Linked DNA regions of Homo sapiens: region 2 is linked to region 1. The links are chromatin contacts, found by Hi-C in ENCODE. All regions are on one chromosome and are shown on one strand. The core of a region is the stretch at or near the end of the contact, and the rest is flanking DNA. Distances in the headings are between cores, read along the strand shown. Region 1 overlaps ST8SIA6 (ST8 alpha-N-acetyl-neuraminide alpha-2,8-sialyltransferase 6). Region 2 has its middle 18 kb from the start of TMEM236.

Region 1 (7,786 bases), core at 1,329-3,828:
TTTCTACCATAGCCCAGGCGGGCTATATTTTTCAGAAATCCAAATAAATCTATATTACAGTCACACCCTTTCCCCCCCCTTAAAACGAAACTTTTATTCACTAAAATAACTGCTTTCAAATTGGTATATCATTATTCCGGTCACACTTTGAAATGATGTGCTTAAAATACTTTTAAAACAGCACTGTGAAGAAATTTCTTTTATATAAATGTTACAAATGTGGTTCAAAAGACCTGCCCTGACTTTCTTTCCCTTACCCTCCATCTCGGGGTGGGAGCTACCTGATCCTCAGGTGACTTCCAGCCATCCTCAGCGGCTAGTTCTCATCCTCATGTCGGCCAAAGGTGGCAGCCCTTGGGGCAGTCTGCATCACAGTTGAGAAGAGAAAAAAGGACGAGAGCAAAGGGCTTCTTCCTAATGAGGCTTTGCCTTTGTAGTTGAAAAGGAAATCCCTACTCAAAGATTTCTGCCTAAATCTTTTTAGCCATAAGTGTCACATGCTCAGCCTTGGCTTCTGGAAGTCTAGAAATATAAATGTCTCGCTTGGTGCCTGTGTATTGAAGGCAGGGAAAGGAAAGGGGTTTGGGAATGGCTTTGGGCCACTGTCTGCCACAAGAGGGAGCCCCAGATCACACTGAGCAAGTCTTTCACGTAACCTTAATAAGAACATAAAAGGAATAATCAGCAGAGCAAATAGACAACCCACAGAATGGGAGAAAATATTTGCAAACTATGCATCTGTCAAAGGGCTAGAATCCAGAATCTACGAGGAACTCAAACAAATCAGCAAGAGAAAAATAATCCCATCAAAAAGTGAGCAAAGGACATGAATAGACAGTTCTCAAAAGAAGATATACAAATGGCCAACAAACATAGGAAAAAATGCTTGACACCACTAATCATCAGGGAAATGCAAATTAAAACCACAGTGAGATACCACCTTACTCTGGCAAAAAAAATGGACATTATTAAAAAGTCAAAAACAACAGATGTTGGCGAGGATGGGGAAAAGGGAACACTTAGACACTGCTGGTGGGAATGCAAATTAGTACAGCTTTTATGGAAAACAGCGTGAAGATTCCACTAAAAGTGGATCTACCATTCAATCCAGCAATCCCACTATCAGGTATCTAGCCAAAGGAAAAGAAATCTATATGAAAAATACACATGCACACACGTTTATAGTAGCACAATTCACAATTGCAAAGATGTGGAACTGACGTAAGTGCCCATCCAATGAGTTGATAAAGAAGATGTGGTGTATATACACCATGGAATACTACCCAGCCATAAGAAGAAACAAAATAATGTCTTTTGCAGCAACCTGGATGGAGCTGGCGGCCATTATTCTTAATGAAGTAACACAGGAGTAGAAAATCAAAAACTGTATATCCTCACTTATAAATGGGAGCTAAGCTATGAGTATGCAGAGGCATACAGGGTGCATATAATGGTCTTTAGAGACTCAGAAAGGGGAAGATGGGAGGAGGGCTAGGGATCAAAAAACTACACATAGGTACAATGTACACTGCTCCGGCGATGGGTGCACTAAAATCTCAGAATTCACCACTGTACAATTCATCCATGTAACAAAAAAACACTTGTACCCCAAAAACTATTGAAATAAAAAAATTTTAACAAAGAATATAAATATTTGGAAGAGAAGAGATGCTATAGAAGAAGGTACCAGATGCTAAATGAAGCTCCAAATGGTAAAACGTGAAGTACAAATAGAAGTTGAAAAAGTAAGGCCAGGCATTGTGGCTCACGCCTGTAATCCTGACACTCTGGGAGGCTGAGGCGGTCAGATCGCTTGAGCCTAGGAGTTCAAGACCAGCCTGGGCAACATAGTGAGACCCCATCTCTACACAAGATACAAAAATTAGCTGAGCACGGTGGCATGCACCTGTAGTCCCAGGTATTCTCAGGAGGGTGAGGTGACAGGATCACCTGAGCCCGGGAGGTGGGAGTTGAAGATTTCATGGGCACACAGGGAGAAACACACAGGGAGAAAGTGAAAGGGAGGAGAGGCAGTTGGAAGGGCTTCCCGAGAAAAGCAGCCGCTGAGCTGTGTCTCCGGGGACGAGCTAAGCAACCATCCAGGTGGAGGAAGAGGCGGCCAAGCAGAAGGAACAGCAAGTAAAAGAAAAGCTGAATTCATGCCACTGCACTCCAGCCTGGGCAACAGAGTGACACCCTGCCTCGAAAACAGAAAAGAAAAATAGAAATAAAAGGTAGAAAAAGTACTGAGGAGTATGTGGGGGTGCTGGTGGTGGGGTTAGTCGTGGTGATGATCTATTATATCCCTAAAGTGAAAAACTGGCAGTATAAATGAATAAGCGATCATAAATTGTAAGGGTAATTGATGTAGTCCAAAATATGAAACCAAGTTTTAAAGAGATATATCTACTAATACTAGATATAAACCAACAGGAGGAGGGGGCACTACAGAACGAAACACAAGATGTTAAATGAAGCCCCAGATCCCGCTTACTGTATGTGCTACTAATATCATCATGAATCCCCACACACAACAGGAAGGGGGTGTGGCGGTGCAGCTCAGGCCACAAAAGCCACATAACATGTTGACAGCGTTCAACCCCCATTCATATCTCAGGTTATCATGGACTGACTTCTGCCCCACCTACTGTTCTCCCAGCAGGCTTTCTGCCGAGATGGTCGGCAACATAGCCAACAGGCATCTATCCTTGTATTACTTGCTTCCTCGAATTTGACCATGCCTTCCGCATCACACGATGCCAGCTCTGTGGCTGTCCTCTGCTTCTTGGCACTGCTCTTCACCTTCCTGTCCCCTTTTCTATCAATTCAGACACATTCTTCTGTCTGGCCTCTGCGCCCTTTTACTTGCTGTTCCTTCTGCTTGGCCGCCTCCTCTTCTACCTAGCCGGCTGCTTAGCTCCTCCCTGGAGACACAGCTCAGCGGCTGCTTTCCTCGGGAAGCCCTTCCAACGGCCTCTCCTCTCTGTAACTTTCTCCCTGTGTGTTTCTCCACATAGGTCAGTATGACGCCAGTGTCGACTGACTTTATTTGCCCACTTCTAGGGTAGATTGAGAACAATGCAACAGCAGGGACTACCCATCATTTTTGTATCTCCAGCATTTATGGAGGGTCATATATCAAATAAAAATAAGCATTTGCTACATCAGTGAATGAATGAAAGTATTAGGGTTTGTAATGTGCTCTACAGACAGGAAGCCATCAGCAAGACAACTAAGGAGGGCCAGAGTGTGGGGAGGGGAGGGGAAGGGCCGATGGCGGCTGCACCAGGACACACCCAGCTGGGTGCTTGGCACATATTATCTGCTTATCATCAAAGCAACCTATGGAATACATGTTCCAGGTTTTATGCGATAGCATTTAAAGAAATGGGCATTGAGGGAGATTTGGTCACTCACTTTAGTGAGGAAATCTGCTAGAGATAAGACTAAAAGTTAACAGGGCTTAAAATGAAGTCAAAACAATGTCTCAAAATGCTCTGACAATAAACACGATGATCTTGTTTCTTTTTCTTCATACAAATAGAAGGACTCTTGTGTACTTCTTGCCTACTCAAACTCAGAGGCAAAAAGAGAAAGTGCTAGTCAGGGCTGTCCTCTTTTCATCAGCAAGTGTGTTTCCATGAATCCAAGATACCTGGCCATTTCTGATAGGCCATTGCTCCTGCTCCTTCAGGAATAAAGGACGAAGTGCAAGGCATCGCCTTATCAACAGGCAAGTGTCCAATGATTGCCTCTGTGAGACTGAGTCTGACTTCAGTTCTCAATATTGTCTTTTTTGGAAACCCCTTGTCATACTGTCCCTGGAGAAGAATGTCCATGTATATCAGGACTTTGGCTGAATTCACATTCAGCTGCCATCCTCAAGTTCTTGTTTTCACTTGACTGTCTCCGTGACCTTGATCTATAGAAAGGAAATCCCATCACCTTCTCCTCTGTAACTGTGAGGCAGCAAAGACAAAGCTGCTGATTGTTCTATGGCTTCGGCTCATGCTGTGATGGTGCAGCGCACTTTGAAGAGGCCTCTTCTGGAATCATTCTGACTCTGTCACATCCCCATCCCAGGTCTCCATCAGGTCTCCATCGCTCTACATCTGAAAACCTTTGGTTGTAGAACCTTGGCCTAGAGCCAAGTGTGGTCCCCAGGCCAGCAGCATTGGCAGCACCAGGGAACTCCTTAGAAATACAGATTCTCAGATCTCACCCCAGAAGACTTAATGAGAGACCCTCCAGTTGAAACCCAGTCCCTCCTAATGACTTTGATACATGCTAACATCTGAGAACTCTCATTCCTCAATGCTGGAGGTATTAGCAGTATCTTTGATCATCAGACCGTGGCATTGAACATTTTTCTCTGTTTTTTCTTTATCCCCCTTTCCCCCTTTCATGCACAGAACTTTTTTTTTTTTTTTCAGACACAGTCTTGCTCTGTCTCCCAGGCTGGAGGGCAGTGGTGCGATCTCAGCTCATTGCAACCTCCGCCTCCGGGTTCAAGCTATTATTCTCCTGTCTCAACCTCCCAAGTAGCTGGGACTACAGGTGCACACCACCATGCCTGGCTAATTTTGGTATTTTTAGGACAGACAGGGTTTCACCATGTTGGCCAGGCTAGTCTTGAACTCCTGGCCTCAAGTGATCCACCCACCTCTGCCTCCCAAAGTGCTGGGATTAGAGGCGTGAGCCACTGCGCCTGGCCCCGTGCATAGAACTTTTTCTGTACCAAAAGATGAAGTCTTTCTGCCAGTAGATCCATGAATTTTGTGGAAAATATCAAGAAGGGACAGGATTTTGGTCTAAAAGACCACCACGCTTTTACATTGTAGCAGCCAGGCTCAGCCCGTAGCCCCTCAGGTCTTACAACGAAAGTGCTTGCAAGTCAACTTCCACCTGCCAGCCTGAACATTTCTTTGCTTGAGGGCTTTCTCTGGCTGGCTGAACCACTTTCCTTGAGATGTGGGAGAATTAATGTCCCTGGGAGCAGCCTTCAATTAATGACTGACAAGTGTTGGCTTTTAAAAACGCCAGCTCTTTTTCCCACTTGGGTATCTCTGAAGCTGGTTCTCACTGGCTCCCAGAACTCTCCACACCGTTTTTTGCTGCAGTTTCTCAGTTAGCCATGTAAAAACTTGCTAGATAGCATGCATTTTATGACATGCATTTCCTTATGTATCTGTTTTAATTGCCTCCTAGTCACCCCATTGGTAAAGGGAGATTCTCACCCCAGGATTATGGGGATACCTAGACACATGACACCCAGCACTAGATAAGGAGATGGATGGCAATGTATTAGTCCCACATGTTCACAGCAGGGCAGAAGAGGACATCGCGTGCCACACAGGGTCACCAGCACTTGGGAACAGAGTGAAGAAGCAGGGGCTGTGGGAGGCTGGCTTTGTAGTATCAGCAGGGTGGAGCTTCCTCTAGTGCCTGTGGGAGGATGTGACTGTCTCGTTTGAATAATGCTATGGGGTGGCAGGCAACTGAACCCCACTACTCAGAGATAAGCAGGAACCGTGACTGGTTCCTGTGATAAGGAGGATGGCTTGGCTAGGGTACCTTATCTGTGGAAAAAGAGTGGGGATGGGAACTTGCAGTTAGGGCATTTGAGGCCCTCACAGTTTTTCCCAGATGTCAAAGCATGCATAATATTGGATCTTAATTTTAGGCCTTATACCACCGTATCTCCACCTTCCCGCTTCCCTCCCATTTTACCTGCAATTATCTCCTAAACAACCTACTTACATTTCTTTCTTTCTTTCTCTCCCTTCCTTCCTTCCCTTCCTTCCTCCTTCCTTCCTTCCCTTCCTTCCTCCTTCCTACCTTTCCTTCCTTCCTTCTTTTTCTTTCTTCCCTTCCTCCCTCCCTCCCTCCTTTCTTCCTCTCTTTCTTTCTTTCTTCCTTTCTCTTTCTTTCTCCTTCCTTCCTTCCTTTCGTTCTTTCCTCTTTCTTTTGACAGGGTCCCACTCTGCTGCCTAGGCCGGAGTGCAGTGGCATGATCTCAGCCCACTGCAGCCTCCGCCTCACAGTTTCAAGCATTTCTCCCACCTCAGCCTCTCAAGTAGCTGGGATTACAGGCGCACCACCATGCCTAGCTAATTTTTATATTCTAAGTAGAGACGGGGTTTCATCACGTTGGTCAGGCTGGTCTTGAACTCTTGATCTCAGGTGATTCAGCCTCCTCGGCCTCCCAGAGCGCTGGAATTACAGGTGTGAGCCACCCATGCCTGGCTTATATTTCAGTCCTTGTCTTGTGGTCTGCTTTTGGGACAACCCACATTGAGACAACTATAGGTATACATGTATCCTGCCACTCGAGATGTGTGTATATGTAAATAAATATATATATAAAATATACGTATATGTTTGTAATTTCTGAAAGTCATTTCACTTTATAGAATATTCCTAGGTTATTATTCCAATGTTGAGTCCCAAATAGCTGGTGGTAAGATGAAGCAATTTTTTTAGAGTTAACATTGACGGGTGGCTGGGCGTGGTGGCTCATGCCTGAATCCCAGCATTTTGGGAGGCTGAGGCGGGAGAATCACTTGAGGCCAGAAGTTTAAGACCAGCCTGGCCAACATGGAGAAACCCCGTCTCTACTAAAAAATACAAAAATTAGCCATGTATGGTGGCTTGTGCCTGTAATCCCAGCTACTCAGGAGGCTGAGGCATGAGAATCGCTTGAACCTGGGAGGCAGAAGTTGCAGTGAGCCGAGATTGTGCCACTGCACTCCAGCCTGGGTGACCGAGACTCTGTTTCAAAAAAAAAAAAAAAAATTTATGATGTTATGTATTATTTCTTCCTAAAAGAAAAATAATTAGTGGTTGATGGGCACAGCTGCAAGTAAAACAGGGAGATAATGAAATAAGTATGAATAAATGGAGTGAGAAGAAATCTCATATTAGACCTGTCGAAATATCCTGTAAAATGAAAATACGGTTTGTCTTTTATCACTGACAATCAGAGCACAATCTTTAAATGAATACATTAATAGATGGCAGGCTTATACTCACACTCATATACTCACACACACACTGTGTGGGGGCACAGGCAGGATTGAAATATGGTGTCTGTTACAATGACAATGATGCAACAACAGAACTTGGAAATAGGCCAGGAACGGTGGCTCACACCTGTAATCCCAGCACTTTGGGAGGCCGAGGCAGGTGGATCACCTGAGGTCAGGAGCTCGAGACCAGCCTGTGCAAAATGTGGAAACCTCAGTCCTACTAAATATACAAAAATTAGCTGGGCATGGTGGTGTGCACCTGTAATTCCAGCTACTCAGGAAGCTGAAGCACGAGAATTGCTTGAACCTGGGAGGAGGAGGCTGCAGTGAGCTGAGATTGCACCACTGCACTCCAGCCTGGGCAACAGAATGAGACTCCATCTCAAAAAAAAAAAAAAAAGAATTTGGAAATAATGTTATAGAGGTCAAAGGTAAGGCAGTTAAGGCATCAGGTGGGGTGATGGAGAGAATGTTGCTGCAGGCAGAAAGTTAGAAAGTGTGAGCATGACCATAGCTGGACAGAAGGATTCAAGGGAGATTTGCTATCTGTCTGTCCTTGATGTGGGATAATTTTGCAATAACTGTCACGTGGTAGGTACTGGATGAACATGTGTGGTTTCTGCATCACTTTAGTTATCTACAGAGCACCTAGTAAGATATATATTGTGTGGTTCTGAAGATGATTTCAGACAGAGATGTAAGATTCCTGTGAGATTATTGCCTATGTATTTTGGGGCCCATCAGGGATGCCTGACTGC
Region 2 (7,786 bases), core at 1,527-4,026, 310 kb before region 1:
TTTTACCAAGTACCCCTCTGATGTCGTTTGGAAAATAGAGGACTTGGGCATCTTTAAAATCCATATGTCAGGTTAAACATTTCACAACTCCCGGATTTTTATGGGCCTATTTCTATTGGTAAAGGCCTGCAGTACTCTATTTCTTGAGGGTTGCTAGGAAAATGGCCCCTCAGGGGCTCACTTCTGATGCTTTCAGAAGACGTGGCTCTGAAGTTCCCTGCATCTAATTCTCTTCTCCGGAAAATTCAAATTGAACCATTTTAAAAATCTTGATCCACATTATAATTCATTATGTGAATCTCTAACAGAAAATTAAGACATAAAGGCAACAGCTACCCCTTGTCTAGCATACGGCCTATAGCATGACCATCCTTCTAATTCTGCGGAGAAACATCAGCCCCTGCTCTTTAATTGTTGAGAAAACCCAGAATGGTCCACATATTAAGGAAATAAAATTGTAAAAATCGGTGCATTCCAGATGTCATGAGAAAACAGTGAATCATAAATGAACTGTCCTGCAGCGTTATGTTTTTTCCCAAATAATCTGTCTGAAGTCTAGATCATCTTCCGTTAAATGGCTAATTTGGATTTTTCAAGAGTCAATCTCAGCAGCGCCACCTACTGATAATTTAAATTCAGTACTTTATGTAAATTCTTAGCAATGTACACAGCAAATTAACTCGAAAGAACCTAGAACATGTTTTGGGTTTTCATAAAATAATAGGCATGGTAATATAACTGCCAGAGGAAAAATTTAATGTTTTTGCAGGTGGTGAGCTAGACAATGCCTGCTTCAATTGAGTATGTCTCCAGCATGCTGGCTCTCCTCCACTTCTCTCCCTGTCCTCAATATTTCCCCATCACTCTGTATTCGAGTTGGGTTTGGCCAGTGAGAGGACTGGCAGGAGGCCAAAGGGCAGCAGGAGAAGCGAGGGTGTTGATTCCCTTGTCCCTCTTTCCCACTCACTGTGCCAGTTTCAGCTCTGTCAGTCCATCCCTCCTCCTAGGCCCAGCAATCACTGTACACACTTGCCGCTGAACGCTTGCTCCTTTGGGCCCAGGGTGGTGACAGTTGAGGGTGTCTGTTCCCTTGGCCTTCAGTAAGTAGTTCTTTCAGAAAAGCCTGTCCCCTGAAGCTCCTGAGTGTGATTCTCCAGGGCTCTGGAGACCCAGCTTGCATACGGTGAAGTGGAACTGGCCACCCACTCAACATTTATAAAGTGAATATTGCAAAAATGATTGCTCCTGGTGTAATAGCAGATAATAAAGATTCCATTATTTTCTGCGAGAAGCTTAAATTTACACACATGAAGGGGATTAGGGTTGACAAAAACCATTTTTAAGGGATGTGATTCAGCATAACTACTTAAATTTCTATACACAATTTTATTAATCTTAGGTATTGAATAGGTAGAACTTTGGACCAAGTATGTCTCTATAGTTCCCCGCAGAAGTCTGACCTAGTTTACTACCATCAGGTTAGAACGCTAAGGTTTATTTAAACAATCTTAAATAAGCAAACTAAAAACCTGGAACCAATTCTTTAACCTACACTTAATGTAGACTTCCACATTCTAATGAGACATTCTTACATGCAAATGCTTAATCTGGAGTCCTCCTGTGGGACACGCACACACACATGGAGAGAGAAAAATACAAAATTCTCCATTAGTGCAAGACCCTGGAGAACAAGGACCTGATTCATTCTCCCCTGTGGCCTCCAGCATTCTCAGGAGGGGCTTCCCACACAGCAGAGACTGAATCAATTGTTCAGTGACAAGATGGGAGACAGCACACCATGGCGGACACAAGCACAAAGGTTGCCTAGGTTTGTACCCCAGCTATGCCACCTGCTGGATGAACTTGGGCAAATAATTAATCTCTCTGTGCCTCAGTCTCCTCACCTATGGCAGGGGGTTATTAGTATCATCCTAGTTTCAATGAGTTATTTGAAAAGCACTTAGACTGGTGCCTGTCCCATAGTAAGGACAAGATAAGAGCATGTTGAATAAATAAAGGGATGGTATTTTTCACATCACCTGGAGCCACTGTAGCTGGAAGGGCCTTTAAGAGAGATATAATTTTTTCATTTTATTTTATTTATTTAAATATTTATTTATTTATTTATTTTTGAGATGGAGTTTCACTCTTGTTGCCCAGGCTGGAGTGCAATGGCATGATCTTGGCTCACTGCAACCTTCGCCGCCCAGGTTCAAGCAATTCTTCTGCCTCAGCCTCCTGAATAGCTGGGATTATAGGCACGCACCACCATGCCTGGCTAATTTCTGTATTTTTTTTTTTTTTTTTTTTTTAGTATAGGCAGGGTTTCACCACATTGGCCAGGCTGGTCTTGAACTCCTGACCTCAGGCGATCCACCGCCTCAGCCTCCCAAAGTGCTGCGATTACAGGCACGAGCCACCATAGCCAGCCAATTTTCTCATTTTAGAGATAAGACTGAGGCCTAGAAAAGGTGAATTCAGTAAGCCGCTGCGAAAGGTGTGATCAGCTCACTCCTAGGAAGATCTGCTTGTTGATACACATATTTTATAAATCAATGGGAATAATTTTATCCGACAAAACAAAAATCCCTGCCCCTGACCCTAGGGAATGAAAAAACATGGGCTTCCACCCCTATTCTGGGAAAGGTTTAGTCATAAGTGGATTAACTTTTGTTCCACAAGAAACGACTTTTTGACTTTATTATTACTATCCAACACAACTGTCAAGACCTATGAAGGCAAGCTGAAAAGTCAGCCGGCCACAGTTCCCGGAATGCTGACAGAAGGCACAGAGGCATGGCTCCAAGACAAAGAACTACGCTACTCACAGCGTTAGCAGGAGCCAGAGTATCATTTCCTGTGCCAGTTCCTCAAGCACAGGGAAGATAAGAAGGGCAAGTGACAAGGGCAAAGGCAGTGAGCTGCAGAACAAAACAGGAGCCCTGAGCTCCATCTCTCAGTCTTTCATCACGGTCAGCCTGCCTGCGCTTTGCTCTAAAGAGAGACACTAACTCCATCTTCCAAGGATGTAAACAAACCTGTCCCTTGCTCCAGAAGGAGACGCTATGTGTATCTCCCAAGGTTGTGTGCCATACAAATATCCTGGAAAAGACGGCCTAGAAAAAGCACTGTCATTTTCTCTGCTTGCAAGATGTGCAAGAACTATGGAGGATTATCTCCCAACCATTTCTACCTTTCGCTTCTACATCATTAAGTTTTTGGCAAATTTTTCCATGCATACGCCGATCCGTCAGCCACTATGATTAATCTGTCTGACAGAGGCTGGGGCCCAATCTGTTCCATGGCACATTTAATTAAAACTACCACCAACACACTGCAAGCAGTAGGATAAGGCCAACTTCAACCATGCCCCAGTGGCCTGGACTCAGCCACTTAACTCTCACAAACAATGAGTCTACCTTCAAAAATCAGATGGACCTGAACTTCCTCTCCCTGAAGCAGACCAACGTAGGATGAAAGTAATCATCACCAAGGACAGTCAGCTAATCAGCACCAAAGCCGCATCAGTCAGCATCTGAGAAACAGCTTATTCACGGGACCAGGATACTTAAGTGACACCAACTAAGATTCACTCTCATCAGCAGATTTCCCTTTGGCTAGATTACCTTTTTATCACCTCCCAACATTTTTTTGTTTTGTTTTGAGATGGAGTCTTGCTCTGTCACTCATGCTGGAGTACAGTGGTGTGATCTTGGCTCACTGCAACGTCCACCTCCTGAGTTCAAGAGATTCTCCTGCCTTAGCCTCCCGAGTAGCTGGGATTACAGGTGTGCACCACTGCACCCGGCTAATTTTTGTATTTTTAGTAGTGTCGGGGTTTCACCATGTTGGCCAAGCTGGTCTTGAACTCCTGGCCTCAGGTGATCCTCCCGCTTCGGCCTGCCAAACTGCTGGGATTCCAGGCGTGAGCCACCATGCCCAGCCTTCCTCCCAACTATTTTAGGTTTGGGAGTACATATGCAGTTTTGTTACATGAGTAAATTGTGTCAGGGGTTTGGTGTACATTATTTCATCACCTGGGTGGTGAGCACAGTATCTAATGGGTAGTTTTTCGGTCCTCACCCTCCTCCCATCCTGCACCGTCCTTTTGCTGGATTTCCATAGTTCTCCATGTGCCCCAACCCTTCCGGGCCACGTGTTTTCTATTGCTGCATAACAAATTACTACACATTTAGTGGCTTAAAACCACCTACACTGATTATCTCACAGTTTCTGTGGGCCAGGAATCTGGACAGGGCTTAGCTGAGTCCTCTTCAAGGCTGCGATCAAAGTGTTGGCCAGGGCTGGGTTCTCCTCTGGAGGCTCGTCTTGGGAAGGGTCTGCTTCCAAGCTCAGCCTGCCGGCAAAAGCATGACGTAATGTCAGCAAGGAGTGATGGCCCATCGCATTTGCCATAGTCTATTGGTTTTCAGCAAGACACATGTCCTGCCCATACTCAAAGAAAGGGAATTAAATAAGGGTCTGAACGTCACAAGGAAGGGCTCATGGGGACACACTCCAGAGTCTGTCTGCCACAGACACATTCTTTAGAATCATGACCAGGTCCTAGAAGCCACAGTCCAGTACTGTCCAGGAGAAACAGAACATCAACCATGTGTGGAATGTTAAATTTTCTAGCACCCATATTAAAAAACAGTGAAAAATACATACACTACCATACTATTCTATGGATGCAATGGTTACCATGAAATATAGTCCCACCAAAACAGCTTATGAAATAGCTTACACTGCTGGTTTTTAAGTTTAAATTAATTCAAATGAAATCAGATTTAAAATTCAGTCCCTCAATTGCACCAGCCCATTCCAAGTGCTCAACAGTCCAAATGAACAGTGAGGTCTTAGATCCACCCTCTCTTTAAAGCAGGAGGCAATGCTTCAAATATCCCCTGGGTCAGGCAAAAGAGTGGTGACAAGATGATCTCCTTGACCTCCTAAACCTCTTCTCAGGCTTCGATCTTGGCCACCGTCCTTGCCAGGCCTGCACAGCCCAGTTTTAGCAAGAATCCTGCTAGGTCAGTTTAGAGAGAAGCCCTCCTGCCTTGAGATCTCATCAAATCCCTCGTCCTCCACCCTGGCTATCTGATCACCCTGGCCTGCTCTTAGCAAGAATCCTCTCTATCCCCGAGGTCTCCTCTTAGTGATTTTCCAACCATGAACTACTCCCCTCCACCCTTGGCTGTAAGTCCCCATCTGTCTTTACTGTATTCCACTGAGCCCAGTTCTGGACGCAAGTCTCTTTTCCCTATTGCAATAGTTTCTGTATAAAATCTCTCAGGCCGGGCGTAGTGGCCCACGCCTGTAATCCCAACACTTTGGGAGGCTGAGGCAGGCGGATCACCTGAGGTTGGGAGTTTGAGGCCAGCCTGTCGAACATGGAGAAACCCCACCTCTAGTAAAAATACAAAATTAGCTGGACGTGGTGGCACATGCCTGTAATCCCAGCTACTCAGGAGGCTCAGGCAGGAGAATCGCTTGAACCCGGGAGGCAGAAGTTGCAGTGAGCCGAGATGGTGCCATTGCACTCCAGCCTGGGCAACAAGAGCGAAACTCCATCTCAAAAAAATAATAATAAATGTCTCTTTACTGCTTCAATAAGAGTCCATCTCTGATTCTCCCCAACAGTTGGGAGGGCTCAGTAGCAAACTGGAGACAGCATGGATAGTTGTGGGAACACAGGCCTCACGTTGTTAGATCTGGGATTTTTCTTTTCTTTTCTTTTCTTTTTTTTGAGACAGTCTCACTCTGTCGCCCAGGCTGGAGTGCAGTGGCGCTATCTCGGCTCACTGCAAGCTCCGCCCCCCGGGTTCATGCCATTCTCCTGCCTCAGCCTCCCGAGTAGCTGTGACTACAGGTGCCAGTCACCATGCCCGGCTAATTTTTTGTAGTTTTAGTAGAGAGGGGGTTTCACCGTGTTTGCCAGGATGGTCTCGATCTCCTGACCTCGTGATCTGCCCACCTAGGCCTCCTAAAGTGCTGGGATTACAGGCGTGAGCCACCGCGCCCGGCCTAGATCTGGGATTTTTCAAGGAGCCAAAAGTCTGTATTTTTGGTGGGAAATCACGTAGACATAAAATATCATCTATTCAAAAAACATTTTTTAACTCTCTGCAGGCCAAATAAAACATGTCAGACTGATCTGGCTAAGCCAGCAGAGTTTAACCTCAGCTTTAAGGTACCCATCTCCTACTTTGGTTCCTTCTCTACTATTTTGTCAATTTGAATCACACAGAGTGATCTTATTTCCTGAAAGTTTTGGGGAGCTACAGCACTGCAGTCTTTAAGAAATGACCACACACAGGGAGAATCCCCCAGGACCAAGGCCTCTCCTGGGCAGTGGGCGTTCCTCTTCCCCAGCCTGCCCCATGCCATCCCACCTATCCTTGCTTCCTATTTCACTCAAGGGACAGTTTGACAGGGAAGCAGGAAAGCAGAAGATCTCTTTTCTCATCAGGATCTTTCCCAACTCATAAATGTCCAGAAGAAAACAGAATATATTTTCCTGATTAGTTATACTCATTCTTTTCTATATTTGCATCTTCCCCCAGTTAAGAATGAAAAGCAAGACAGGGCAAACGTTTACCTAGTTTACCTTGGTGCTTCCTACAGCAGAATTAAGATAAAACATGCCATAAAACTGATGGAATCATAAGGAAATGGAAATCATAATGAAATGAACGTTGACTTTGAAACCCTGGGAGAGCATTACAATGAAAAGATTGTTTAATGAGGCATTTAGAGGCGAGGAAAATGACCACCTTCCTTTCCCCTGTCCCCCTCCCCACCAAGGGCCCTGCTCCAGTAACTGGTTGCTCAGCTGCCTCTAAGGATGGGTGTTGGGCTTCGGATTCCTCAGGTGGATATACAAGGTGTAGCCTCTCAGAAAAAAAAAAAAAAAAAAACAAATTTAAGGATTATCATGATAAACAGGTATCAAATCAGCCTGCCTAGGGCCTCTATCCGTTACAGTTCAGCCTTCAATCCACTGGAAAACCACAAAGAGTTGCTTCAGGGAGAGAACAGGAGGAGCTGAGAAATTGTCTTTAGTCTTTCCATGGATCAGGTAAAGCTGTCAAAGTGGAAAGAAGGCAGGTAGATTTATCTCTGGGACTCCCAAAAAAGGATGACAGCATACTGGCCTAGACGAGGTATTCTGAGGGTAGCGATGAGAAGCCCCACCGCTTCTGGGGAGGTGGAGGAGCCTCAGAACCCACGGATGGCTACCAGGAGATGTGCCCCTGGCAGTCTCCCTTGGACTTGGTGTGCCTTCCTACAAAGCACTCACGGGGTATGAGCCAGACATACCAGTAACACTACGCTACATTCTGGTTATATCATAGATTAAATGGGGTTTGGACCCCAGCCCGGCATCCCAGTCACCAAATTCAGCATTGTTCTAAAATGTTTCCTAGAACTTACTATGTTACAAATGAGCTTGTGGAACACGTAAATGAGGGAAGACTTGTGCAAAAGATCTTCTAACATAGTGTAACAATTAAATTTTAACACTAGAGTGGGCTCATTGCTGTTTCCTTATTGTTCATTTTTCAGTAAGTTTACATGTTGATATCAAAATGAACTTGTAAAAAGTCCTGGATTCAAGTTTTCTGATTTCTAAAGGTACTTAAATATTTAAATAAATGCCTGACATATTTAGTGCTATGAAATGTAAAACTTAAGAAGGCAGTTAGTGTATCTTAAAAATAGTGTAAACACTTAAGCAAATGAAGACCAAACCATCAACAGTTAATAAACAAAAATAAATTAA

Evidence for each region. Hi-C counts contacts between places; a loop is a spot of excess contacts on that map. Pooled maps may share reads with other maps.
Region 2: a loop to region 1 is called in a pooled map, with 2.3 times the contacts of the local background. The contact joins two enhancer-like sites. A Hi-C loop is called at or near these places in 3 of 168 maps with a recorded cell type or tissue (CD4-positive, alpha-beta T cell, CD8-positive, alpha-beta T cell and Calu3), 10 of 37 single-sample maps with no recorded cell type and 6 of 50 pooled maps.

What each region holds. Positions count from the first base shown.
Region 1 is chr10:17,423,748-17,431,533 of GRCh38, reverse strand. All of the region lies in intron 2 of ST8SIA6 (ST8 alpha-N-acetyl-neuraminide alpha-2,8-sialyltransferase 6), which reads left to right. Among named protein-coding and RNA genes, the nearest start is that of ST8SIA6, 27 kb to the left of the region's middle. Within about 2 kb of position 2,578, at least 4 of the 41 ENCODE cell types and tissues checked have a DNase peak (open chromatin) inside an H3K27ac peak, as active enhancers do.
Region 2 is chr10:17,730,406-17,738,191 of GRCh38, reverse strand. No RefSeq gene overlaps it. Among named protein-coding and RNA genes, the nearest start is that of TMEM236, 18 kb to the left of the region's middle. RefSeq lists a silencer at 3,405-3,605. Within about 2 kb of position 2,776, at least 8 of the 41 ENCODE cell types and tissues checked have a DNase peak (open chromatin) inside an H3K27ac peak, as active enhancers do.